Linked DNA regions of Homo sapiens: all the other regions are linked to region 1. Evidence: chromatin contacts called from ENCODE Hi-C or POLR2A ChIA-PET data. All regions are on one chromosome and are shown on one strand. Each heading gives the region's core, a stretch centred on a gene start or an enhancer-like site at or near the end of the contact. The rest is flanking DNA. Distances are from core to core; before and after follow the strand shown. Region 1 holds the start of KRT10-AS1 (KRT10 antisense RNA 1). Region 2 holds the start of GJD3-AS1 (GJD3 antisense RNA 1). Region 3 holds the start of RARA-AS1 (RARA antisense RNA 1). Region 4 has its middle 24 kb from the start of CCR7. Region 5 holds the start of IGFBP4 (insulin like growth factor binding protein 4).

Region 1 (4,541 bases), core at 69-2,568:
TTTGAGATATTCCAGAATTTCCAGGATTGAAATAATTTAAAGCCAGAGAGCTGGGAGCCTTCCACATATTGTGTATCTTAAAGAGTAATATTGGGGATTTACAGACTTTACTCAGTGAATTTACTGACGGTGGTCTGAACATACATGATTAAAAAACTTAGAAAAGGCATGACAATAGTTCTGTCTTCCGAATTTCTGGATACATCAACCTTCAACTGCTATGGGTTACTAATCTTTAATTTTAAAGAGTATTATGTACTTAAGTAAAGATAAATTCTGACAAATTGGGATAGTTTGCATCAGTAAGAAAGTTTATTGAAATTCATTAGTAAATGAGAACAGAAAGTTGTTTTTCTTTCCATTAAAGAACACTTTCTGGTAAAGTGAAAAGAAGAAATACAGAAACCACAAAACACCTTGTAGACACCTTATTTTCAAGGTCTATTTCCATAGACCATCAAGACAGAAGTGTTTTCTTGGAGACTTTGTTTTCCATGCATCTGTAAATAATGGTCTGTGTGAAGGGAGACTCTTTCCTCTTGATGCAGTTTAATAGTAGTGTTTCTTGGTTTCTGATTCAACCATAGATGAAAGAACTCTACCGTCGGGCGCCACCTCTTCAATAATTGTCTTGATTACTCTGGTTTTGTTAGTATCTGTGTGAATGATGGAAAAAAAATTTTAAACAGTCTGTAGGGATCCTTAGTAATTAACAAGCAAATATTGTAAAAAGAAGGAAATTTCAACTTTACATTGTTAAGCCCAAAAAAATGCTTAAGGTATGACATTTTGATCATGCCATTTTTCACGGCTGGTGTTAAGAGTAGTTTGTGAACAAATGCAAACGGAACCGTCTCTAAGATTTTTAATTTTTTAAAACAACTCTAGAGCTTAAAGCGCAAAAAAACCATCACAGGAAGTTAAAACTAATTCTGATTACCCCAGCTAGTTTCTGCTGACCTTGGTCCCTTAGATGAAGACTCGCCCACGGACCCGGAAGAGGAGGACTTGTGGCCTCCGCTGGAGCTGCCGCCGCCGTATCCGCCGCCGGAGCTGCTGCCGCCGCCGGAGCTGCCGCCCCCGTAGCCGCCGCCGCCGCCGCCGGAACTGCCACCACCGTAGCCGCCGCTGGAACTGCCGCCGTGGCCGCCGCTGGAGCTTCCGCCCCCGTAGCCGCCGCCGGAGCTTCCGCCGCCGGAGCTTCCGCCTCCGTAGCCGCCGCCGGAACTGCCGCCGTGGCCGCCGCCGTGGCCGCCGCCGGAGCTTCCGCCGCCGGAGCTTCCGCCGCCGTAGCCGCCGCCGAAACTTCCGCCGCCGCGTCCGCCGCCTCCGGAACTAAACGGGGTGAGGTCACATTCGGTTATCTCTAACGTTGGAAAACGGTGGGTAGCTTTCCAGTTGCCGTTAATTTAGAAAATAAGCAAAACGTGTTGAAAAAATAAAACCCTGCCAGGTATATATTTTAAAACCCATCCTTTGAAAACAATGTTAAGTTCACAGAACTCTTAAGAATCATTTTGGGCCAAATTCATGAGAAAGTGAGATTGCGGTTGCGTACTCCTTTTTCTGTACTCTACCCTCTCTCCTCCCTTCCTCTCATTCTCTGGCATCTTCTTGGGGTTTAGATAAGCCTTGCTATCTGGAATATTGAATAAAAGAAACTGGGATAACTTTTCATTTTAAAATTTACCTTCCCTCTCCTTCTAGCAGGCTGCGGTAGGTTTGAATTTCATTCTCCAGTCGGATCTTAATATCCAGGAGTTGTTGGTATTCAGTATTCTGGCACTCGGTTTCAGCTCGAATCTGTTGCAACTGTTCTTCCAGAGCGGATATCTGGGCCTGAATCTGTGAGAGCTGCACACAGTAGCGACCTTCTGTTTCTGCCAAGGAGGCTTCCAGGGATTGTTTCTGAAACGGATTTTTTTGTGGCTTAGTGACTTCCTTGTTCAGTTGAGTATGGTGACGCTTATTTGATTATTTAGTAAGGCATTATATAGAAGAATAAGAAAATGAACAGAATTTGTTGTATGTTTAATGGCACCATTTCAGTTTCAGCACTTTTAGATCAACACTAGTAGTACTTTTCCTCCATTAACATGAGCTTCACTTTGTTTTCTCTTTCTTACCTCCAACTCTGCATTTTTTTGTTGCATTGCATATTCTTAGGTGAGCATGAAACTTTGTATGATAAAGTTGAAGTCATTTCATGAGAGTTAACATACCAAGGCCAGTTGGGACTGTAGTTCTATCTCCAGAGCTTGTACATTACGTCTCAATTCAGTAATCTCAGATTTATAGCTGGATATCTGTTCAATGTTATTATCAATTTCTGTAGTCAGTTCCTTGCTCTAGAGTATTAAAAACAAGGAAAAGGGTGAGGAAATTCTGAAATGATAAAACCTCCATGAGTTTCACTATAAGGAAGATTACTTTACCTTTTCATTGAACCAGGCTTCAGCATCTTTGCGGTTTTGTTCAGCAAGTTGTTCATATTGGCTTCTCATGTTATTCAGAAGTTGAGTCAGATCAACACCCGGGGCAGCATTCATTTCCACATTCACATCACCAGTGGACACATTTCGAAGGTCTTTCATTTCCTGTTTGAGGAACAGAAAGATTTATTGGCTACACGAGGACCATAATGAACTCTCTTTTGGCTGGGAAAAGTATAACTTTTGTGTCACCTCCTCGTGGTTCTTCTTCAGATAGGCCAGCTCTTCAGTCAGGCTCTCAATTTGCATCTCCAGGTCAGCCTTGGTCAGGGTCAGCTCATCCAGCACCCTACGCAGGCCGTTGATGTCAGCCTCCACGCTCTGGCGCAGAGCTACCTCATTCTCATACCTGAAACAAGCATGATATCAATACTGGTTATAACTTATATAGGGGAGATGTATCTGGGCAGAGACTATTTAAAAAGCAGCTACATAGTTGATCTCATGTAATGGCAATATTTGTCATGTACAGTTCTCTTAGAAGTAATAGTGGTTTAATGGAAAAAACCTTAGCAGTTACTTTAAAATGCATTTTCTTCCTTTAATATTGCCAAAAAGGTAACACTGACATGGAAAATTTCTCAGATAACTCCAATACTATTTAACTTTGGGTGAATTCAGAAAAATGTAAATGTTATTGAGGGCATCCCAAGTCATTGTTAAAAACCACTGATGTATTCGTTGTGATAGTATTATACAACGATCACTTAACTTACTTCAGCCTGAAGTCATCAGCTGCCAGCCTGGCATTGTCGATCTGAAGCAGGATGTTGGCATTATCAGTTGTTAGGTTGAGAATCTGGAGGGAGAGGCACAGTTATTTGAGAAGAGGTCAGATGCAGATATGGCTTTTGTAGTGACATAGATGCACTCTGCACTTTTATGTTGTTCTCTTACAAAATCTTGGGAAAATTTTTTATTTTAAATATGAAATATTGCAGGCTTACCCATATACTTAACTTTGAATTATTTGTTCTCTTGGAATTTCTCCAGTCTTGTATTTCTGTACACGAATTATTCCTTTCTGAAAACTAACTGGAATTATATAGATGTATTCCTGTAAGTGTGCCCTCCTCTTTTAGACTATGTGATTTCCATGTATTTCAGCCATGCTTTGGCTGACTCACACCTGCATTTGTTTAACTCATGATAAATACTAATAAATAAATACACTCTGAACTGGTACACAATAGGTACAATTCAGAAATTCCTTAGAGGCAAGCAGTGTCCCATTTTCATACTGGAAAATTTATTTTTCTTGCCATGTTGGTACTGAATATGGCTTGTTATCAGTCTGAATAACATTTTGTTCTGATTCATATCATGATTTTTTTTTTCAGTTTCTACATTTGTAAATAGCCTAGCATATTTTAACTGTGGACTCATTGTATGCTCATTAAAACCTCAAAAGTGCTTAGTAAATCTCCCATCCTCTTAAGACAAGTAGCACACTTGCTGGATGAAGATTGCCATGACCATAGTTTCACAGATGTTTATCTTTGATGAGACTGGGTTATTTTTGAAGGAAGAAAGTAACATGGGTAAGCATAGTGAACAGCCACATTGTGCTTAATTTAAGATTCATCTGTCTGGATTACATGGACAAGATACTTAAAGCTGGATTTAAAAATACCTCTTACCTGATTTTTAAGGTCATCGATGGTTTTGTAGTATTTGCTGTAGTCACGAGGCTCCCCCTGATGTGAGTTGCCATGCTTTTCATACCACTCCTTGATTTTGCCTTCCAGCTCATAGTTTGATTCTTCCAGAGCCCGAACTTTGTCCAAGTAGGAAGCCAGGCGGTCATTCAGATTCTGCATGGTTACTTTTTCATTTCCAGAGAGAAGGCCACCATCTCCTCCAAATCCACCACCAAAGCCTCCTCCAAAGCCGCCTCCACCAAAGCCGCCTCCACCAAAGCTGCCCCCACCAAAGCTGCCACCTCCGAAACTGCCCCCTCCAAAGATGCCTCCATAACTCCCACCAAAGCTGCTACTTCCATAGCTTCCACGAAAGCTACCTCCACCAAAACCTCCTAATCCTCCATAG
Region 2 (5,058 bases), core at 479-2,978, 460 kb before region 1:
CTTCCCAAGTGACAACAATAGGTGGGTGGGCATTAGCTAGGGGAGGAGAAGGCTGCAGGAAGCAGCGGCTACTCTGGGCAAAGGAACAGCACGTTCAAACGCTTGGCAGCAAGCAGGTCTGGTGCTTGTTAGAAGAGAAAATTCCCTATGGTTCTGAGCACACCTGGAAGCCGGTGCTGTGGAGTCGAAGGCCTGACAGGGGCAGGGCTTCAGAAGGAAGCTTTGTGAAGGCGCTTGACTCACCCTGAGGGCAGGGGTGCTGCCCTCAGTCCCGGGTTTAAGTGGGGGGCGCTATTCAGAAACACCTCCCACTGCTGTGTGGGGCACAGGAGAGCTGAGAAAGACGCCAGGAACTCAGAAGGACAGGGTGGGGTGATGGCGGGGAACGCACAGCCTGGTAGGCAGGATGCGGTGAGGCCCGCAAGGTGCAGTCCGATGACGGCCCCTGGATTTCTCGCTTAGGTCCTGGGTGATCTTATGGAGAGCAGCCCACTGGCTGGTGAAGGGGGAGGGCAGACGGGAGGGGAGACACAGGAGGGGGATGCGCTGCATAGGCAGCAGCTCTTCGAATGCCCGCAAGTAGGAAGAAGGGGGTGGTTGGAAGGGAAGGCAGGGCCGGGAGCGCGTGTGTTTTGGGAGCTTTCTCCTGAGGACAGAAGGGACTTTCCCGTTTATAGCCTGGGGGAGCAGTAGCGGCGGGGAGGATGAAGATGGAGGAGGGAGGCATAACACACGTCTGGGTTGCCCTCTGGCCCGCCGCCCACCCCCACCCCACCTCCATGAAAGCGCCCAGCCCCCGCCTCGCCACAAGGGGTACTGTGAGGATGTTGCTCATAGGCTCCCGAGGATTGAGGCCTGCCCGGGGAAAGGGAGCCTCTCCTCCTCTTCCCTCCCTGGGCGGGGTCTCTTGGGAGGGGGGGACAGACCTCCTGTGATGCCCTGGCAGGTGGGCTGGGTTAGGGTGGTAGGGAGGGAGCCATTGTGGCTGCAGCTGGCATCGGATCCTGGCCACCCCCGCAGTGCATATCAGAGATCACACACACACGCGTGCACACACAGAGGTCACGCCGGATGTACACATGCACACATAGCGCACAAGGATGTTTCTGTGTACAGGTGTGCACACGCAGCCCACACAGAATGGACATGTGCGTGTGTGCACAATGCACTCACACAAAGCTCACAGGGATGTGAGTACACAGCTCTCAAGGGGCATATGTTTCTGTGTGCATGTGCACACAGCTCACCCGGGAGGGTTACGTGTGTCTGTGTGCACAAGTGGGCCTCACGCAGGGTGTACACATGCGCGCACATGCACAGCGCTCACACAGGGTGTACAGGTGCGCGTGCACACAGCTCACAGTGCTTATGTGTCCGTGTATGCACACTCGCAGAGAGCCCACAGGGGGACCACTCTCTCTCTGAACACAGAGAGTGCCTGAGAATGCTGGCATCACAGTTGTTTTTGTCCCCAGTAAAACAACCACTCTCCACCTTCCGCTCTGTTCTCCCCCTCGGGTCCACTCTCTCTCAGGGTCCTGGTCTCCTTCCTTTCCACCTGGGTGGTGGCATCCAGGACCTGCCTGAGTTCATTCTCCGCCCCCAGCCCGGCCTGCCCCAGGTGCCGCCGGCAGCCACTGGGAGGCAGTACGAGGCAAGTGCGATGCCGCCCGCGGGCCGTCCCCACAACGCGTCTCCTGCCGGGGCAGGTCCCGCGACAGCTCTGGTGGAAGCAGCTTCCGGCTTCTGCGGTGCGGGCGGAGGTGGCGGGGTCCGGCCCTCGCCGTCCAGTCCGCGCGAGGCGGTGCCCGCCCCTAGATGGCCAGATCTCGGCGGCCGGTGGCCGGTGACGCCTTGCCGCGGCCGCTGCCGCACTCGCGGAGGCTGGCCGGCGCCGGGTGCGCATAGGCCGGCGGGGCGCACGGCTCGGGGCCGGGGCGCCGGGAGGGCAGGGCCGGTGGCGGAGGTGGCGGCGGCGGCGGCGGGAGCAGCTTCTGCGCCTCTTCGTGTGCACGGTTGCAGCGGTTGTCACGCTCCCCGGCGCGCGGGCGGCCCTTCCAGAGCAGGTGGCCCAGCTCGGCTACGCTGAGCAGCGCCGACAGCAGCCCCACCGCGAAATAGAAGAGCACGAAGACGGTCTTCTCGGTGGGCCGGCTCACGAAGCAGTCGACCGTGTGCGGGCAGGGCGGACCGGCGCACGCGAAGTGCGGGGCCACGCGGAAGCCGTAGAGCAGCGCCTGGCCGCCCAGGAAGGTCAGCTCGGCCAGCAGGCGCAGCGCCACGCTCAGCAGGTAGCAGCGGCGCGCGCGGCGGGCGCGCAGGGCGCACGGCGCGCACTGGGCCTCGGGCAGTCCGGGGGCGCACTGCGCCGCCGCCTCAGCGCCGCCCGCCTCCTTGCCTGCCCGGTGCATGGAGTAGACGACGAACAGCACCGGGGGCGCCGAGAGCAGCAGGATGTGGAAGAGCCAGAAGCGGTAGTGGGAGACCGGGAAGGCGCGGTCGTAGCAGGTCTGGCGACAGCCCGGCTGCAGCGTGTTGCACACGAACTCCTCTTGCTCGTCCTCGAACACGGCGCCGCCCACCGTGGCCAGCACCAGGATGCGGAAGATCAGCATGACCACCAGCCAGAGGCGGCCCACGAGCGGCGACTGCAGCTGCACGGCGTCCAGCAGCGAGCCCAGGAACGCCCACTCCCCCATGGCGCTGGGGACGCGGGGCGGGGAGTCAGGGGATGGGGCAAGTCAGGGACCCCTGCCCCTTCCAAGCCTATCGGGGTGGGGTCCGTTGGACCTTCTCTGACTTCAGGGTGAGTCGTGAGGTAGGAGAGGCCCGGGTTTAGCGATGAGACCAGTATGAAACGGAGGGCCACGGGAGGGCCCGAGGGGAGCAGGCGACGCTCAGCTATGGGTTACCTTCTCTTTGGGACCGATGGGTGCTGGGGAGGATCCCCCATTTGCATTTTAGCCGCACCCCCTGAGCCGTCTCCGTTCGACCCTGGGATCCTCCAGATCCCAGATTCTTAGGAAGGACCTTGGAGATCAGCTGGACCAGCCCCTGACTTGCCTGGTTTCGGAAGCGGAAACCCAGCGGTGCCCTTAGCTGTCAAGGATGCTGTGGGAAGAGTGGAGCCTCGAACCCGAGACGCTAGACCCAATTTGGTGCCCATGGGAGGAGTGGGAGTGGCAGAGGCAGCGAGACCACTCCTTTCTTGGCCCACCATTTCTCTCACCATTTTTACTGCAGTGAACTCCTCTCAGGGTGGGGGGCTGGTACAGAGGCAACTCCGCTTTCATAACTCTCACAGGGTCCTTTGTCGGAGGTGTCCCTGCCCTCCTACCCCAGCGTGGTGGGAGTGCGACGCCAGGCTTCTCCCTCCTCCCTGGCCTCCTGTGCCTCCAGCCTCCACATCTCCTGAGATCCTCCCCACCCCACACTTACACAGGTCCCCACACGCCCCTGGTGCCCCTAAACCGCCACCCAACCCCACTCACCCTGGGGCCGGGACTGGGGTGTCAGAGCTGAGCCAGGGACCTTGGGAGGTGGCTGGGACCGGCGCCTCCTGCTCCCTCTTTCATTTTCCCTTTCGGATTTGGCCAGGATGGAGGACAGGACAGGATGGCTGAGAGGGGCTAGCGCTCCCCCTTCTCTTAAAGGAACAGGGTGACCCTGCTGGCTGGCTCCGCCCTTGGGAACAGGCACGGACCACGCCCCTTGCTGGGCTCTGTGGCCCTCACTCTTTAGCTAAATTTCCATCTGGAAATGGGGGAGGGGGGTAACCAGAGCCACATCCTTTATCGAGGAAGCTGGGGGATTCCTAGAAGCCCTTCCCAGACAGACCCTCAGTCTGGAGCCTAGATCCACTACGCACTAACCATGCCCTGTGAAGATGGTCTTCGGGGACAGAGGGAGGTTTGGTGCTGGAGTTTAAGGGGCAGCAAACATCTAACAGCTTCTGGTTCCAGCTCTGCCACCGCTCACCTTGGACAAATCATTCGGCGGTACTGAGCCAGGCTTTCCTGCCTTGTCAACAAAGGCGGCCAGTCCAGCTGACCCCCAAGTTTCCTTCCAGCTTTACATCTTTTTTGGAACGGGGTCTCTCTACATAGCCCAGGTCGATCTTGAACTCCTGGCTTCAAGTGATCCTCACACCTTAGCCTCCTGAGTAGCTGGGATTCTCTACTTCTTAATATTGAATTCCCAACCATATTACAGAGAACCAAAAAAACCCTTGTGCCTGCAAAAAAAAAAAAAAAAAAAAAAATCCCATATGGAAAACCATTAAAATATCCCAAGTGCCTGGCTTTGATAGTTAAATAAAATCTTTGGTTTCCTTCCCACTTTTCTGTTATTTCCAGCTTTACTATAATGAACATGTTATTTATTTATTTATTTTTAATTTGTTTGTTTTGAGATGGAGTCTAGCTCTGTCGCCCAGGCTGGAGTGCAGTGGCATGATCTTGGCTGAATGCAACCTCCGCCTCCCGGGTTCAAGCGATTCTCCTGCCTCAGCCTCCCCAGTAGCTGGGATTACAGGTGTGCGCCACCACGCCCGGCTAATTTTTGTATTTTTAGTAGAGGTGGGGTTTCGCCATGTTGACCAGGCTGATCTCGAACTCTTGACCTCAAACAATCCGCCTATCTCAGCCTCCCAAAGTGCCGGGATTACAGGCGTGAGCTACCACACCCGGCCTAACATGTTATTTTATTATTTATTTATTTATTTATTTATTGAGACAGAGTTTTGCTCTTGTTGCCCAGGCTGGAGTGCAGTGGTGTGATCTCAGCTCACCGCAACCTCCTCCTCCCGGGTTCAAGCGATTCTCCTGCCTCAGCCTCCTGAATAGCTGGGATTACAGGCATGTGCCACCATGCCCAGCTAATTTTGTATTTTTAATAGAGACAGGATCTCTCCATGTTGGTCAGGCTGGTCTCGAAATCCTGACCTCAGGTGATCCACCTGCCTCGGCCTCCCAAAGTGCTGGGATTACAGGCTTGAGTCACCGCGCCCGGCCTCATGTTATTTTATAATGTGAAAAATAGGACTTTTTCCCCCCAGAA
Region 3 (5,348 bases), core at 1,128-3,627, 480 kb before region 1:
CTAAGGTCTACAAGGGCAGGTTCCCCAGGGTGTCCACATAGAAGGTGCTCAGAAAAATACCTTGAATTGGCCTAGCTTGGTAAGAACATGGGCTTTGGCAGCAGGAAGTTCAAATACCTGCTCTACTCTTTATTATTAGTAATGTGATCTTGGACAACCCACATAGCCTTGCTGAGACCTGTTTTATTTGTAAAACATCTCTTGGAGTTGCTGTGAGGATAAAATGACAACATATATAAAGAGCCAGGCTTCTTCTAGAAGAATGTCCTTGGGTAGCATGTACATTTCCATCCTTCCTTTTAGAGAGTGGGGGTAATAGGATACCCCCTCCTCCAGGGGTATCCCCTCTTTCTAGGGACCTACCCAAGCTAGGCCTTTCTTCCAGTGAAACGTGCATCCCGAGGGCTTCTAGGATGAAGTAGTCCACTGGAAGGCACCAGCTCTTCCTTTTATCTCTCCAGAGCTGGACAGTGCACCAGGGGCCGGTACTGGTTCCCCAGCTAGGAGACACCTTGGGCGGGGCTTTGCTCGCCGGAAGCACGCAGAGCGTGGGGAGGAGGGCCCCCTCTGCCTGTGTTTGTGCCAACAGCACCCGCGCTGCCGCGTCGGGTTCCGGCGGCCGGAGTCACACATGATGTCACAGACAATGACACAAGCCGGTGTCTCATTCCGACACAGCGTCCGAGCTGCACAATGTCACACCCGGGTGCCAAACACTTGGCCCCGCGCGACCCGGCCCTACGCCTCCTGCCGCCGCTCTCCGCGTCTCCGGGGGAGGTGGCCCGGTTCGGCCGGGCAGGGGGCTGGCGGGCGAGCCCCGCGGGCGGGCTGGCGAGCGGGTGATGTCACGGGCAGCGGTGGGTGGGTCACTCGGAGGTGAGGCGCCGCCAGGCGAGTTCAGCGAGAGTTCAGCCGCATTGCATTAGGCAAATGAGGCCCGGCCTGGGTGGGGGTGTGTGTTAAGGGGAGGACACCGGGACCACCCCCCTCTTCCCCGCCCCACCACCTCCTCCACCACGGCTTCGCTCGGCCAGGGACTGACCAAACCTTGGGGGAGCCTGGGAGCCGGAACTGGTACAAGGGAGGACGCCCGCCCCTCTTCCGTCCTTGTCCCCTCGCAGCCCCCTCCTCTCCCTGTACTCGGCGTCCCTCTGTACTCTGTGTACTCCTCATCTGGAGCCTTTCCCCCTTCCTGCTTCTCTCCTCTCCTCCCCCTTCCCAGGCTGCCCCCACTTGCCTGTCCACATGCCGCCTCTCCCTCTCGGTTCCCTGCGTTTCTCCCGCTGCAGCCGGACGCGCCGGGAATGGGTTAAGCCAGGGGCGGTGCCTGGACGGGGCGGGGCGGTGGAAAGGGGGTGGTGCCCGGAGGGGAGGGGGCGCGCAGAGCTGGGGTGGGGGGGCCGTGGCGCGTACCACCAGAGACCGAGCGAGTCGCCAGCTGCCCCTGGCCTGGCGGGGGCGGAACCGCGCGGGATCCCCACCCCCACCCGGAATCCTCGCCACGGAGAATCCCTGGAGAAGCCCCGGATCCCCGGCTGGGAGGAGGAAGTGCTCGTTGACCCCCAGCCCCGCGCTGATCCCGCCCCCGGCCTGCGGACTTGGGGAGCCGCTGTACTCTGCCTCGGACGCCACGAGACTCTAGACGGGAGTCCCCTCGAGGTGAAGCCGCTGAGTTCCCGGGCCCCGCCAGGCTTCCCTGGGAGAGCCGACGGACCCCCCCTCCCAGCACACACAACTTCCCTGCTTTTCACCGGGACTGGCGGAGCGGCCGGCGGACTTAGACGCGGGGACTTCAGGGCAGGGGGCGCCCCCTGCCCGGGTCACCAGTCGGGGCGAGGGGACGTCTCCTCTCCCCCAGCTGCTCTGCTCGGATGGCGCCGCCGGCTGAGTGACGGGGGCGGCGCGCAGGACTTCCCAGCTCGGACCTCTTGCCTTCGAGGGGAAAGATGTACGAGAGTGTAGAAGTGGGGGGTCCCACCCCTAATCCCTTCCTAGTGGTGGATTTTTATAACCAGAACCGGGCCTGTTTGCTCCCAGAGAAGGGGCTCCCCGCCCCGGGTCCGTACTCCACCCCGCTCCGGACTCCGCTTTGGAATGGCTCAAACCACTGTACGTACCGGCCTCTCAGTCTGCTGTTGTAGGGGGTGGGAGTGGGCGGTAGGGCTTCCACTACTACTCGGGGGTGAGAGTCCCGGGGTGTAGTGGAGGTCCTGTCTCTACCTTTCACTTAACCCGTGTTGCCCTTGCTGGACAATTGAACCCTCCCGGCCGCACCCTCCCCCCAGTAACCCTAAGTGCAATTTGTGTTAGATTAGGGCTGAGGAACTTTGAGAGTTCCTTCTTTCAAGCAACATTCCTTCATCTCTTGTTTCACTTCTTCCAGGAGAAATGAAGCCCAAGCCCCTTGCCCCCAGTTTATATCTTCTTGCCTGGAATCCAACAGCTTCACAGCAGGCTGGAGGGTGGGGTAAAGGTCCTGTCTGTGTGGGTTTGTCTGCTCCCGGGGGAAGGCCCCCCCGCCAGATCCCACTTGCCAAAGCCCGAGGGAGAGCCCCTTCCTGTGCGACAGCTGCTGCCCCCAGCCCTTGCTCTTGCGTCATTAGAGTGGGTGTCAGGGGAGCACTCAGTGTCTTTGGTATTGACAGTGGGGTGTGGCAGAAAGGGGCAACTTCATCAGACACCCGTCTGCCATCCTAACCTTCCATCTTGGCAAGGGGCACTGGGTCCTTATGGGGTTGTTGTCCTGGCCCCAGACACTTGGCTGTCATCTTTGAGGCTTTCATCCCCAGGAGTGGAGGGGAGAAGCTGCTCTGGTGAGAAGAATCCCTCTCCCCCTAATCCTAATCCGGTTTGTTCTCTGGGGAATGAGTTTGTTTTTGTGGGTCTGGGGCTGCTCTGGAAATGAGGACTGCATCCCTTCCCAGCTCCGCCACCGAGTCCTTTTGTTACCCTGACTTCACTTGGGGATAGGGCCAGGTCCTGGGCTGTGCCTTCCTAAGAGGGGCACTGATGAGAATCCTAGCATCCTGGCAGCCTGGTCACTTTCTCTCCTTGTTGCCCCCTGCCTGGGTGCAGGCTCCTCTGGGAGGAAGGGCTCTGTGCACACTCAGGAGCTCGGAGCACCAGGGTGTACACCTGGGCATTTTCCTGCGCAGCTGTGAGGCAGTGTACACTGGGTGGGCGGGAGCAGGCGCAAGGGGGTTATTGTTAGATGGCTCAGGTTTCTTCCCCTCCTGGGCTTTGGGCTCTTTGCTGGAGGGGAAGCTCTTCCGTGGAGGATCTCCCACCTTCCTGGACCTGCTGCCTCCCTCCTGCCTGCCAGGGAGGAGGGGTGGAGTGGGTCTCGGGGGGGCCCTGGCAGATTGGAGAAGGTTGAAGGGCAAAGGACTTACCCCACCCCTCTTGCTGGGAGAAGAGAGACCTGAGATGGACAGACAGCCCACCTCTGCCCTCCCAGAGCCACTTCTATCCCAGCTTTTCCTATTGTCCTGCCCCCGACCATTTCCTCTAGGGCCGAATCTGCTGTGTGGCTGTAGACACAAGAGGGAAGGTATCACCCTTGACTTTGGAAGAAGAGAGAGTGAGAGGATGACTCTAGGACCCTTTTTCTCATTCTCCCAGTGCTGGAGCAAGACCCCCCTCCCCTAGGGGGATAGTTGGAGCAGGGCTGCCAGAGTCACCCCTTCCACTGCCTTGGCCACCTTCTCCAGAGGGCTGGAGAGAAGCTGGGATCTGAGACCTTGGTCTCCAGCCCCTGTCTCTTCTTAGCCCATGGGGACAGCTCAGCTCTTCCTGGCCCAGAACTGGAGAGGGAGGAGGATCACAGAGAGTAGGACAGGCAGTGTATTGGTGAGCCCTTCCCCTAAACCACTGGACATGGGGAAGTGGAGACCTGTCCCCACATCCATTCTGGGGTGGGGTAGTAGACCTAGAGGCCTGGGTTTCCAGTTCCCGTAGTCTGAGCGTGGGTGTGCATATATAAGTGAGTGAGGTGTCAGTGGACTCGGGTCCTGAGGCTGTGAGGTTGGGAGTGATGGGGGTCTGGGGGCTTGCCTTGAGGCACAGGAAGGACCCGGAGTCTGAGGGTGGCAACTAGACTCAGTCTAGAATATGTGGGGCCAATGCCACCACCTTGGAAGGGTCCCCTTGGGTGTGTGGAAGTCCGCTGGTGACTGGAGCTGCCTCCAGCCCCCTCTTGGGGAATTCTCCACTCTCCCCTTTACTGCCACTGAAGGTGGGAAGAGCAGGTTGGCTCTGGGAGGAGGTGGCCTGGGTTCTGCAGGGCCCTAGGGACATTGCCTCCCTCCCCAGAGCCCTCATTTCGGTGCATTAGAGGACAAGGGGGGTGCACAGGATGTGGCTCCCCATCTGTCTCCCACCAATCTCCGCCACTCACACCTCCGCCCGCTCCCAGACGTCCAAGAATGTGAAGCACGTGGATGCCCGTAGTTGGGGGAGGGGGAGACGCTTATCAGGCGGCCGCTGGGCTAGGGGCCTTCTTCCGCTGCCGCGGTACACCCAGAGCTACCCCCGCCTCTCCCCGGGAGGAGGAAGGACGGTACAGAGGGCCCTACGCCCCCTCCCCAACCATCCCCAGGGGCTGCGAGGGGAGCTGCGGAGGAGCGGGCGCCAGCTGGATTGGGAGGGGAGCCGCTGGCCGGGGGCCCGGCTGATTTCCTGCTGATCTCCTCCAGGAAACCGGCCCCTTGTGCGAGCCTGCGAACGGCTCGGGGGCGTGGGGAATCCGGAGTGGAGCGCTCTGCGCCGCCCGCCCTGCCAGGATGGGGAGCGAGGGAGGGGCACCCTGGCAGCGTCGGCGGGAGGGGACGCCTGGCTTCCTGGGTCAGTTCCAGTCCTCTGTTGGGCGCTGGAACTTTGAGCTGAGAAGGTGTGGTCCTTCTCTAGCCCGAGTCCTTCTGCAGGAAGAGGAGAGATTGGTGGGCTGGGCCTCTGGGGAGGGAGGTTAGCAGGGATGGGCCAGGCCCGGGCAGTCCCTCCCCCGTTGGTGTCCCTCCCCACTCCACCTGTGTGTGCAGGGAGTTATGGCCGTGTCCTAACTCTTGCAGAGGCTGTGAGGATTCCGGAGTTCCCCACACCTCCGGCCTTGGTCCTTGTACCTCACCTCCTTGGACTGCTGGCTGGAGGCCTGGGGAGGTGGGGCATCGAGCTCTGGGTTCAAAGGGCAGAGCAGGGAAACCTCAGAGCTGGGTTACCTGGGTGACAGGTGGGGATGTGCTGGAGGTAGGGGGCAGGCTATGTTACAGCCTCCAAGGCAGTCAAGCTGCCGTTGGGTGGGCTAAAAGGAGGCCTTGCCCAGCCTAAACTGTAGTCCTTGCCTCTGGTCATCT
Region 4 (5,324 bases), core at 2,480-4,979, 280 kb before region 1:
ATCTTGTGCCTGAAATGTTTGGGGGAAGAAGGTCAGTGGTGGCTGGAAGCACTACCGCCTTCTCAGGCCTAGCTGGCTCCATCCCCTGCCCTCATGCTCACCTGGAGGGACGGTTATGGGACTGAGGTCTGTGTCATTCTGGCCACTGTCATGTCATAAGCTGCTCCAATCAGGCTGGCAGGAGCTCTGCAGCACTAGAGGCTGTGGGCTCCTGGGAGTGGAATGTGAATGCCTGGGAGGCCGGCAGCCTTGGGCCCCATGCCCACACTGGCACAGCCACTCGGTCCAGAAGAGGGGCAGGAATCCAGGTCACCAGCCGCTGCGACACAGGCTGGCTTGCCGTCCCCTTTCCTTTGGTTAATCTTCCCTATGAGGAGAGACAGAGAGGAAGAGTCTACAGGATACAGCTCATTTTGCCAGTTTTTTCCCAAAGTCCATCAGGAGGGACGTGTCTGAGCTGCCCACTTCCTTCGGCCAGCCTTGGAATGAGAGCACATGACTCATGGCCTCACTTCTCTAGACCTGGAAGGTAGTGGGAGAATCAGACAGATCTTGGTTCTAATCCTGGCTCTGCCACTTATTAACTAGGTAACCTTGTGCACGTTATTAACCTCTTCCAGCCTCAGTTTCCTTGATTGTAAAATGGGAATAATAACACCAACTCACAGTGTTATGAGAACTGGATGAGCTAATGGTTAGAGTTAACATAGTGACCAACACATATTGGGAGCCCTTAAATATCAGTTTCCTCCCTCCCTTCCTTCCTTCCTTCCTTCCTTCCTTCCTTCCTTCCTTCCTTCCTTCCTTCCTTCCCTCCTTCCTTCCTTCCTTCCTTCCTTCCCTCCTTCCTTCCTTCCTTCCCTCCTTCCCTCCTTCTCTCCTTCCTTCCTTCTATCTGGGGAATATGATGGCTGCCTTGAGGGCAGAGATCTGAGTTGAGAGAGCTGTACGTACTTAGAGGTGGCCTCCTTCATCATAGAACCCCTCAGAATCCCAGGCCAGAAGACTGGAGAACAACAGGAAATAGGTGATCTCCAAGCTTCCCACGCTGGCTGTACCCAATAGCTGATGAGATTTATCTGAGGCACCACTATTGTTAAAAGGAATGTAGTGATCTGAGCCCCAGGTGCAGAACCCTAGCATAGCGATGGGAGCGATTACAGCACTCACCACCTCTGGGGAGAGTCTGCTCTGGCACCCCTTGCTTTAGGGCCCAGGTGAGGCTGAGACAAGCAAGTGTGGCTACGTAGGGTAGCATGGGAGAGGTGGAAATAGCTGGACTGGGCTTTTCCCCTCTGGAGGACCAGTATCTCCTATCAAAACTTAACAGTATGGATGCCCCAGCCACTCTCTGCCAGCCAATTGACAAACAGCCAGCAGCTAATTCACACTAAAATGTTAATAGCAATAAAGGAATCAATGGTATTCACACCCTGGGGGTGTTGATAGCTGTTAATGGCTGTCAGGTTCTACACATGGCCTTCTCAGCAGCACCACTCTCCTCTCTGAAGCGCCTGTGGCTCAGCTGGAGAGCTGACTGCTGCAGAGTATAGAGGCCCACGTTTTGGCTCTAGTCTGTGGCTGGGAATCTAACCCAGGGGACACAAGCCAAAGTACAGGAGGCAGGCAGAACTGGAGTACAGGGTCACCTTGGTGACCACCGTCAGCTCCTAGAGCGCAGGTGAGCCAGTTGGCCTTATAAGCTTAGGTCAGATAAGATGAGACCAAGCGTGTGGCCCACCACCGCCCCTTGCTTCAAGAAAGGCAAGGTCTGGAAGGTGGAGGAGAGGTGGCATCTGGGGCAGAGTAGAGCATGGAGGTCCTCCGTGCACAGAGGAGCAAAGCTGTTGCCCCCTGCTCTTCTTCAACGTGGGCAGCTAGGACCTAAGCTCAGCACCACATCAACCTCATCTGACACGTGGCTGGAGGAACAGGGCAGTGGTGGCTGTGGTGGGTTGGCCACAGCCTCTCTTGGGCATGGCTGACCAGCTCTTTGGGCATAATGTAGCTCTTAGGAGGCCTAGGCCCAGGCTGAGCCCAGCGTGGGGGAGTAGGGAGTCTCAAACCTATTGGGCTAAAAATCAGCTGAGGGCATTGTTAAGATGCAGGTTCAGATTCCTTAGGTCTGGGGCCTGAGGCTCTGGTTTTTCACAAGCTCCTGGGTGGTGCTGAGGCTGCGGGTTCAGGTCATACTCTGAGCAGTGAGTGTGGATGCCTGGGAGTGAGAGGCTGAGCAAAACACTTTCCTGGCTGTGACCTTCGTGTCCCTTCCGGCTGTGACACTTTGTACATCGCCAAGACCACAAGTTGAGTGGGTGGTTGGGGCGCGGAGCTCCTGCACTCAGTTGCCCCACTGGCGGAGGAAGGTGGCTGCCCTTTGATGTGATGAAAAATAAGAACAGTCGCCAACCATTGAGAACTTACTCTGAGGACACCTCATCACTTGTATGTGGCAGAACATGGCCCTGAGATGTTTTTGAGGCTTGGAGGACCCTGAGTTATGAGAAAGTTTAGGGAGGGGAAGCACTGGTTTATTTGGGAATTATTCCCATCCCAGGTCTCTCTGGCTCTTTTGAGGGTCAAGGGTCTTATCAATCCCTTTCTCAGTGCCCAGCACAATGCCAAGAGTTCAGGGAGAAAGCAGATACCCCACAGAGACCTAGACAGGCCAGAGGCACTGTCCCTGGGCAGGGGAGGCAGGTCAGGCCGGCGGTGCTCACCCAGGGAGGCTCCAGGAACTCAACTCGGGCCTCTGATCAACCGCAGATAAACACTGAACTTTCTACCTGAGGAAGCTCCCTGGCAGGGCTGGGTTCCTGTCAAGGAGACAGAGAAAGTTTCCATTGAGTGGGGGTGTGTGCATGCGTGCGTGTGTGTGTGTGTGCATGTGTGCGAGTGTACGCGTGTGAATGCATGAGTGTGTGCGTGCATGTCTGTGTGCATGCATGTATGTGTGTGCATGTGTGTGTGTGTCTGTGTTTGTGTGTGTGTGCATGCGAACATGCACCGAGGTGCCCTATTATCTTTTCCTCTCTGCAGAAAATCAGGTCAGTGGTTTGACTGTTGTTGTTAACCGCAAGGTGGAGTGGGGAGGTGGCCTGAGATGCTGAGGCTGGGCTAGAGTATGAGGGCCAGGGTATGGGGCCACCAGGCTACAGGGCCCCCAGGAAGCAGTGGCAATGGATGCCAGTCTGGGGAGAGGGTGCTGCCTGCCATGTCCTGTTTCCCTCCTAGCATTACTCTCCCTTTCTTTAGGGCCTTGGCTGCCTGTCCTGGTAGCCGCTGTTGAATAACCCAGGGACTGTGGCTGAAGAGAGGCAGTCACTCTGCCTTGTGGCTCGGGACACGGTGGAGGGGTGGGAGGTGCGGGCAGGGCCCCCCCATGGGTAGTAGTAACAACAGCCAGGCTCTGGCAGTCGCACTTTCACACCGGAGTCCTCACCTCGCCCACAGTGCCCTGGAAGCATGAGAGCAGGTGTTATTGTTGAGGGCACTGAGAAAGAGAGAGAGAGGGGCCAAAGAGCTAGTTCAAAGGCATCCCGGTTCTCACTCTGGCCTCAGACTCCCCTTCTGGGGTCCTTGAGGGCCCCTAGGCCACCCCGAGGGGTTGGAGGAACACTTTGTCCATTCCCCGTGGCAGATGGAAGGACTCCGGAGCATGTCAGCTGCAGCCTGGGCCTCTGTTGGGTCCTCGGCTCTGGGTCTCTCACAGGCGGCCATCAAGGTGTTGGCTGGGGCCTTGGTCATCTCAAGGCTGGAGCAGGAAAGGACCTGCCTCCCCAGGCCCTAAGCTTGAATGGTGCTGGGGACAGGGGGCAGCACTCTTCTGGCACGGCAGCCCCTCCTCCGTCCTCTTGGCATCTTGTCCTTAAAGTTCATCGTTGCCTCGTCCGCTAACCTCCTCCCCCTCCTTTCCGCCTCCATCTCCCCAAGTCCTTCTCGCCTCTGCTTTTGCTTCCACGGCTGTTTCCTCACGGAGGCTCAGACAATAGAGGCTAATGATCCAACTGCTGAGAGCACACCCTCCTCTAGCAGCCAGAAATCATCTGTTACCCATCGCCCGCCCTCCCTGGGGCCCAGGCTTCCAGACTGAGACCTTTTCCTTCCCTCCCACTTCTTACTGGAAATGAGCCCCCGTCCTTCCACTCCCCCCTAACCCCCCAGGCCTCCCTTAGGGAGGTTCAAGGACTCGTCTCTGACTCCACCTATCTACTGGGTACCCCTCTGCAGGGGGGAGGCAGGGGCTGGTGCCCACGAACTCTGGAGGCCCTTCTGGGAGCACAGTCTTGCCATGACCTCTCTAGGTCAGCTCAGCTCCCTGTGCTGGACACAGACCCGGAGAACAGCTCAGCACGAGGTTACCAGGCTGACGTTGCACAGACTGTGCTGGAAATTACAGAGTGCCTTGGAGGGAAAAACAAACTGGGGTTTCAGTTCCCATGGAAACGACATCTATTTGCAGAGGTGCTTGCGTCAGAGCCCGGGACCCTGTGCTTGGCAGGGATGGGGTGGATGTTAAAAGGCAGGGTCATCTGTTGACTGTCTGGGACTCTTCCAGGACAGTGTCTGAAATGGGGCCCTTACCTTTAGCCATGACAAACAGCTCTTTCCACAGAGGGGCCTGTCTGCCTGGGCATGTCTCTGCAATGCTGGGGTTTTTGGGTAGATTTTAAACTTATGAGTCAAGGGTGTGGGAAGACCCCACATTCGCCATTCATGAGCATTTATTCCACGAGCATGTTTTGACCTATGATGTGCCAGGCACTGGGCTAGGCCAGCCAATCAGGAGTTGGTCTGGACCTGCTAAGTTTGGGGCCTAAAGTCTCCCTTCCTGGGAGGAGCTTTGGTCAGACAGGGGCAAAGTGGGGACCTGCCAGGGACCACGTGACGTGGGAGCACACAGGCTCAGCAATGCCAGTCCCCTCACTCTGTAACCAAAGCAAATGCCTTCTGTCCTCGTGTGTCACAGGGGAGTAATTCCTCATCTCACGGGGAAAGATGACCCCTAAACTAGCCACTGAGGTCCCCACAGCAGAGGCGATTATTCCAGCTATTGTTATGGAAGAGTGTCTATTGTTACCCTCTCTATCACTTTACACTTTACGAAGAGCTGTACATCCACTACCTCGTTTAATGTAACACTCCAGGGAGGTTTTAACAACATCACACCTGTTTTCAAACGGGGAAACTGCATCGAGGGAGGAGAAGGCACTTGTCAAGGTCACACGGATGATAAACGGTGAGACCAGTATGGGAATCTGAATGCCGGACCCCCTGCTTTGCCCCCTCCTCCCTGTCCTGGGGCACCTGGTGACCAGACCTCC
Region 5 (5,083 bases), core at 1,433-3,932, 380 kb before region 1:
GATTCTCCTGCCTCAGCCTCCTGAGTAGCTGGGACTACAGGCACGTGCCACCACGCCTGACTAATTTTTTTTATTTTTAGTAGAGACGAGGTTTCCCCGTGTTAGCCACGATGGTCTCGATCTCCTGACCTCATGATCCACCCGCCTTGGCCTCCCTAAGTGCTGGAATTACAGCCGTGAGCCACCATGCCCGGCCTGGGGGCAGTTTTCTGAATCAGGCACAGGCTGGGCTTCCCCAGGGACTTGAGGAAGCTGGTTCTGTTTGCCCTTCTCCAAGGCATATGGGGCAGAAGGGTCCCCACTTCATCTATGAGATGGAATGGAGAGAACCCCAGAATCTTGGCCCCAGCCATCACTTTCCAGCCCTTCTGCAGTCTTGATGGTTGCCAGTAGGTGCCGTCAGTTTGCAACTTTTTGGTCTGTCCTGCAGGTCCGGCTGCCAGTCCCAATCTCCCTGCAATCATCTCTCAGTAAGTAGGAGGTAGCCCAATCCCCGTGAGGCTGAAAGACCCCTGTCCTGGGGGAAGAAGCAGGAAGAGGGTCTCTGAACTGCATTTCAGCTTGGCTGACCTGCAGCTTTCTAGGCCGAGACAAAAAAAAAAAAAAATCCACAGTGGGTTACTGATTATTCCTGGACAGGTACGCTTAACCTGAAACCAGCTCCAGTACAGCAGAAGCCTTTGTAGGGAAGAATGGGTGGGAATTAGCGGGGGCCTGAGAGGGAACCTAGGAGATGGATCTTTGCTCCAAATGCCACTCCAGGGCTCTTCTCAATTTGGGCAGGATTGGGCAAGGCTGGGGGAATAGGGATCAATAGGATTTTACAGAGGGTCAAGCCAGGCCCAACACTAGCCCAAGTAGCAACACTGGGTGAATTAAAAAAGCATCCCTTCCTTAAAATTCTTTTTTTTTTTTTTTTTTGAGACAGAGTCTTGCTCTGTCACCTGGACTGGAGTGCAGTGGTATGATCTTGGATCACTGTAACCTCCTCCTCCTGGGGTTCAAGCGATTCTTCTGCCTCAGCCTCCCAAGTAGCTGGGATTACAGGCATGCGCCACCACGCCCGGCTAATTTTTGTATTTTTAGTAGAGATGGGGTTTCACCGTGTTGGCCAGACTGGTCTCAAACTCCTGACCTCAGGTGATCTGCCCACCTTGGCCTCCCAAAGTGCTAGGATTACAGGCATGAGCCACTACGCCTGGCCTTCTTTTTTCTCTTTCTTTCTTTTTTTTTTTGAGATGGAGTCTCGCTCTGTCGCCCAGGTTGGAGTGCAGTGGCGCAATCTCAGCTCACTGCAAGCTCCACCTCCCGGGATCATGCCATTCTCCTGCCTCAGCCTCCCTAGTAGCTGGGACTACAGGCACCCGCCACCACGCCCGGCTAACTTTTTGTATTTTTAGTAGAGAGGGGGTTTCACCGTGCTAGCCAGGATGGTCTCGATTTCCTGACCTCGTGATCTGCCCGCCTCGGCCTCCCAAAGTGCTGGGATTACAGGCGTGAGCCACCGCGCCCGGCCTTCTTTCTTTCTTTCTTTTTTAGACAGAGTTTCCTTCTTTCACCTAGGCTGGTGTGCAGTGGTACAATTCTAGCTCACTGCAGCCTCCAACTCCTGGGCTCAAGTGATCCTCTTGCCTCAGGCTCCCGAGTACCTGGGACCACAGGTGAACGCCACCACACCTGGCTAATTTTAAAATTTTTTTGTAGAGACAAGGTCTCACTACGTTGCCCAGACTGGTCTTGAACTCCTGGGCTCAAGTGATCCTCCCGCCTCAGCCTCCAAAAGTGCTGACATTACAGGTGTGAGTCACTGCTGCAGGCCCCTCAAATCCTTCACTGCCATCTGGGAAATGATCACAACAGCTCTACAAATACACAATGATTACAAGGAATGGTGCCCCACTGGAGTTGTTCAACGCAAAACTTGCACATTGCAAGTGGCAATCTCCCAGGCCTGCCTCCCTCCACGAGTGGGTCTGAATGGGCCTGAGAGGCAAACATCCAAGAAGGAGGAAGAGGCTCGGCGGCACCTCCCTCCCCGGGAGTTCTGCTGATTCCATCTTGGGGAAGCAGGGTGGACCAGGGCCCAAATGCGCCCTGGGGAGATTGCGGGGGCGGGAGAGGTTGCAAGGGGCAAGTGGCAAGAGCCTGTTAACGTCTTAGGGCCTCCAGGCCTTTCTGTGCCCCTAGCTGTGCCTGTACGCTTTACCCCACCTCAGGAGGCTTGGTCTCCAGCGGTTGAGGCTGGAAGCACCGGGGTGCGGTGGAAAGGGCTCTGTCCAGGAAGACCGGATCCGCAGAGCCGGGAGTCCGGGCTAGGAAGTCCCTTTCTCGGTGGGAGACTGAGGCCGCCTTGGCGGGGCGGGACGAGACTCCTCCGAGGTCGGGAAAGGGGGCCCCGCAGCAGCCCCTTGGCTTCCCTTCTCCCTTGCCTCCCCTCCGGGGCTCCGGTTCAGAGGCACTCTGGGCGCCTGCTACAGCTTCCAAACTGCGCCGCTTCCTTCTTCGGCAGAAAAGGACTTTCAGATGCGGCGGCGGCGGCGGCGGCGACTCAGGACAGCGCCCCCTCCCCCTAACGGCCGCCTCTCCCTCTCCCCCTCGCCCGCCCCGGCTCCCCCACCTCTGGGAAGGCGCTGGGGGTGTGGCCAGGGACCGGTATAAAGTCCGGGGGAGCCGGTCCCGGGCAGCCGCTCAGCCCCCTGCCCCTCGCCGCCCGCCGCCTGCCTGGGCCGGGCCGAGGATGCGGCGCAGCGCCTCGGCGGCCAGGCTTGCTCCCCTCCGGCACGCCTGCTAACTTCCCCCGCTACGTCCCCGTTCGCCCGCCGGGCCGCCCCGTCTCCCCGCGCCCTCCGGGTCGGGTCCTCCAGGAGCGCCAGGCGCTGCCGCCGTGTGCCCTCCGCCGCTCGCCCGCGCGCCCGCGCTCCCCGCCTGCGCCCAGCGCCCCGCGCCCGCGCCCAGTCCTCGGGCGGTCATGCTGCCCCTCTGCCTCGTGGCCGCCCTGCTGCTGGCCGCCGGGCCCGGGCCGAGCCTGGGCGACGAAGCCATCCACTGCCCGCCCTGCTCCGAGGAGAAGCTGGCGCGCTGCCGCCCCCCCGTGGGCTGCGAGGAGCTGGTGCGAGAGCCGGGCTGCGGCTGTTGCGCCACTTGCGCCCTGGGCTTGGGGATGCCCTGCGGGGTGTACACCCCCCGTTGCGGCTCGGGCCTGCGCTGCTACCCGCCCCGAGGGGTGGAGAAGCCCCTGCACACACTGATGCACGGGCAAGGCGTGTGCATGGAGCTGGCGGAGATCGAGGCCATCCAGGAAAGCCTGCAGCCCTCTGGTAAGGTACCCCTGGCCTCCCAATTCCCTCCTGAGTGCGCTCCCTTCCCAGCGGCTTCTTCCCCATTCCAGCCGCCCTGGAAGGCCCTTAAAAATCCCCTATGAGTTGAAGAGAAGGCAGGTACGTGGCAGGGCCCGACTGGCATGGGACAGGCTCATCAAGGAAACTGCTACCGAGTCCCTAGCAGCCTGTTGCCACCACCAAGGGAGACTGTCCCATCGCTCCATCTCAAACCTCCAAGGGTTGTCTGTTTGATAAGGGGGTCCCAGTGGGAGGCCTGGCTGCTGGTGCAGGAGTGGCAGATTAAGGTCCAGTTAAGTCAGCTGTCTAGGGCCAGAGAACTGGAGGATGGTGGTGGGGTGTGTGTTGGGGAGGATGAGGGAGTGGGGAAAGCTTTCTGTTCCTGATCCAGGCCGAGGGTGAAATCCCAGTGGTCTGGGGAGCCAGGGCCTGAACTTTTTTTTTACATGGTCCAGTGGTGGAGTGGGACATACAAATTAGAGGGACTTTGGCGTTGAGGGGCATTAGACTTGCCCTTCCCCAAAGCCCAGAGCCAGGTCACCTTGTTGTTTGAGAGGCAGTGGGAAGACAGGGGTCCCTCTGCCAGGCCTGGACACCTCTGCCTGCCCTGGTATACAGGCCCCCTGTTCTTTTCTCCAGGCAGGTAGGATTTGAGGTGGTAGAAAAGTCTTGGCTCCTAGCCGAGAGCTGCAGGAGCCTCATGTGTGTGGGATAGGGAATAGAGAAGGGGCCAGGGCGCCAGGGGAGAGAAACAGAGAGAGAGAGAGAGAGAGAGAGAAACACACACACACACACACACACACACACACACACACACACACAGAGACAGAGAGAGAGAGAGAGAGAGAGAGAGAGAGAGAGAGAGAGAGAGAGAGAGAGACTCTGAGAAGGCCCTTGCCCTAACCTCATTCTTACACTTTCTTTTTTTGTTTCTCAGTTTCTCCTTAGACTCTCAGTCTCTTTTCCTTCTTTCTCTTGCTCTTTTGTTCTTCCTGATTTGTCTCTCAACCTCTAGTTTCACTAGTCATGCTCTCGAGTTCTGTTTTCCTCAGTGTCTTCTGCCCATCGTGCGTTTCTTTCTCCACCTTATTCTGTGTTTCTGTTTCAGTTGCTCTGCTTCTCTCCCTCTCTTTCTGTTGCTGTTTCTCTGTGTCTCTGTCACTGTTGGTCTTTCCCTGTTACTTTGGGAATCTCTCTGTCTGTCTTTCTGTATCTATGCCTCTGTTTCTCATTCCATCTCCGACCCTGTTTTGCTCTCCTGTGCCTCTGTCTGTCTCTGTCTCTTTTCCTGGTGCTTGAAGCTTCCATTGTTGCAGTCCGGATGCTGGGACTCCAGCCCCAAGCTTCCTGTCCTGGGACCCAAACCCTCCACTTCCTCAATCCTCTGCAGCTTGTCAGCCGAGGAGAGCAGGATGCAGGGAAAACAGGAAGGAGGTGGACTCCAGGGGTCTGGGCCTCGGGCCTCTCTGCCCTTCCTGCCCCTGGGTAGGGAGAGATGGGTCAGCAGAAAACATTCTAGGAGAAATGCCAGCCTGGCACCCAGCATATCTGGGAAGGGGGGTCCTGGGGGAGAAAGTCGCTAATCTTGGGGCAGAGATGCCAGTGGCAATGGTAGAGGAGGGGTACTGAGACTGGGAGGGAGCAAGGGCCGAGCCCTTGGGTTCGCGGGGTACAACAGAGTCACGTTCCCTTTGAATCTCCATCCTCCACCAGCCAGAGGGTATCTGGCACCAGATAAGGATGGC

Evidence for each region. Hi-C counts contacts between places; a loop is a spot of excess contacts on that map. ChIA-PET counts read pairs that join two places held with the same protein, here RNA polymerase II (POLR2A). Pooled maps may share reads with other maps.
Region 2: a loop to region 1 is called in a pooled map, with 4 times the contacts of the local background. The contact joins the promoter of GJD3-AS1 here to the promoter of KRT10-AS1 in region 1. A Hi-C loop is called at or near these places in 1 of 37 single-sample maps with no recorded cell type and 7 of 50 pooled maps. POLR2A ChIA-PET finds 5 or more read pairs at or near these places in 3 of 52 experiments (AG04450, HEK293 and K562).
Region 3: a pooled map shows a loop between it and region 1 (4-fold over the local background). The contact joins the promoter of RARA-AS1 here to the promoter of KRT10-AS1 in region 1. A Hi-C loop is called at or near these places in 1 of 37 single-sample maps with no recorded cell type and 6 of 50 pooled maps. POLR2A ChIA-PET finds 5 or more read pairs at or near these places in 2 of 52 experiments (AG04450 and K562).
Region 4: a pooled map shows a loop between it and region 1 (2.6-fold over the local background). The contact joins the enhancer-like site here to the promoter of KRT10-AS1 in region 1. A Hi-C loop is called at or near these places in 1 of 168 maps with a recorded cell type or tissue (Calu3) and 5 of 50 pooled maps. POLR2A ChIA-PET finds 5 or more read pairs at or near these places in 11 of 52 experiments (CD8-positive, alpha-beta T cell, GM12878, HepG2 and 8 more).
Region 5: a pooled map shows a loop between it and region 1 (6-fold over the local background). The contact joins the promoter of IGFBP4 here to the promoter of KRT10-AS1 in region 1. A Hi-C loop is called at or near these places in 3 of 37 single-sample maps with no recorded cell type and 6 of 50 pooled maps. POLR2A ChIA-PET finds 5 or more read pairs at or near these places in 1 of 52 experiments (activated naive CD4-positive, alpha-beta T cell).

The regions. Positions count from the first base shown.
Region 1 is chr17:40,817,827-40,822,367 of GRCh38, forward strand. It overlaps KRT10-AS1 (KRT10 antisense RNA 1), which reads left to right and starts at 1,319. Exons shown (of 3, transcript NR_160888.1): 1 at 1,319-1,382. KRT10 (keratin 10) reads right to left here. Exons shown (of 8, transcript NM_000421.5): 1 at 4,133-4,541; 2 at 3,209-3,291; 3 at 2,685-2,841; 4 at 2,436-2,597; 5 at 2,223-2,348; 6 at 1,691-1,908; 7 at 961-1,335; 8 at 291-656. The coding sequence ends at 650. RefSeq lists an enhancer at 1,829-3,028.
Region 2 is chr17:40,361,117-40,366,174 of GRCh38, forward strand. GJD3-AS1 (GJD3 antisense RNA 1) reads left to right here and starts at 1,729. Exons shown (of 1, transcript NR_186704.1): 1 at 1,729-4,319. GJD3 (gap junction protein delta 3) reads right to left here and starts at 3,621. Exons shown (of 1, transcript NM_152219.4): 1 at 1-3,621. The coding sequence starts at 2,699. The coding sequence ends at 1,815. RefSeq lists an enhancer at 1,541-1,835 and silencers at 1,663-1,732, 1,853-1,932, 1,963-2,072.
Region 3 is chr17:40,340,759-40,346,106 of GRCh38, forward strand. It overlaps RARA-AS1 (RARA antisense RNA 1), which reads right to left and starts at 2,378. Exons shown (of 3, transcript NR_110861.1): 1 at 2,118-2,378; 2 at 1,238-1,932; 3 at 109-942. The region is part of intron 2 of RARA (retinoic acid receptor alpha); the gene reads left to right. RefSeq lists enhancers at 656-1,234, 1,270-1,820, 1,307-1,356, 1,821-2,370, 3,471-4,021 and 2 more and silencers at 737-966, 4,727-4,776.
Region 4 is chr17:40,538,387-40,543,710 of GRCh38, forward strand. No RefSeq gene overlaps it. Among named protein-coding and RNA genes, the nearest start is that of CCR7, 24 kb to the right of the region's middle. RefSeq lists enhancers at 4,162-4,291, 4,572-4,741. Within about 2 kb of position 3,730, at least 30 of the 41 ENCODE cell types and tissues checked have a DNase peak (open chromatin) inside an H3K27ac peak, as active enhancers do; they include CD8-positive, alpha-beta T cell and GM12878, where a contact is called at or near this core.
Region 5 is chr17:40,440,768-40,445,850 of GRCh38, forward strand. It overlaps IGFBP4 (insulin like growth factor binding protein 4), which reads left to right and starts at 2,683. Exons shown (of 4, transcript NM_001552.3): 1 at 2,683-3,317. The coding sequence starts at 2,969. RefSeq lists an enhancer at 484-533 and silencers at 2,580-2,769, 2,780-2,829, 2,840-2,889.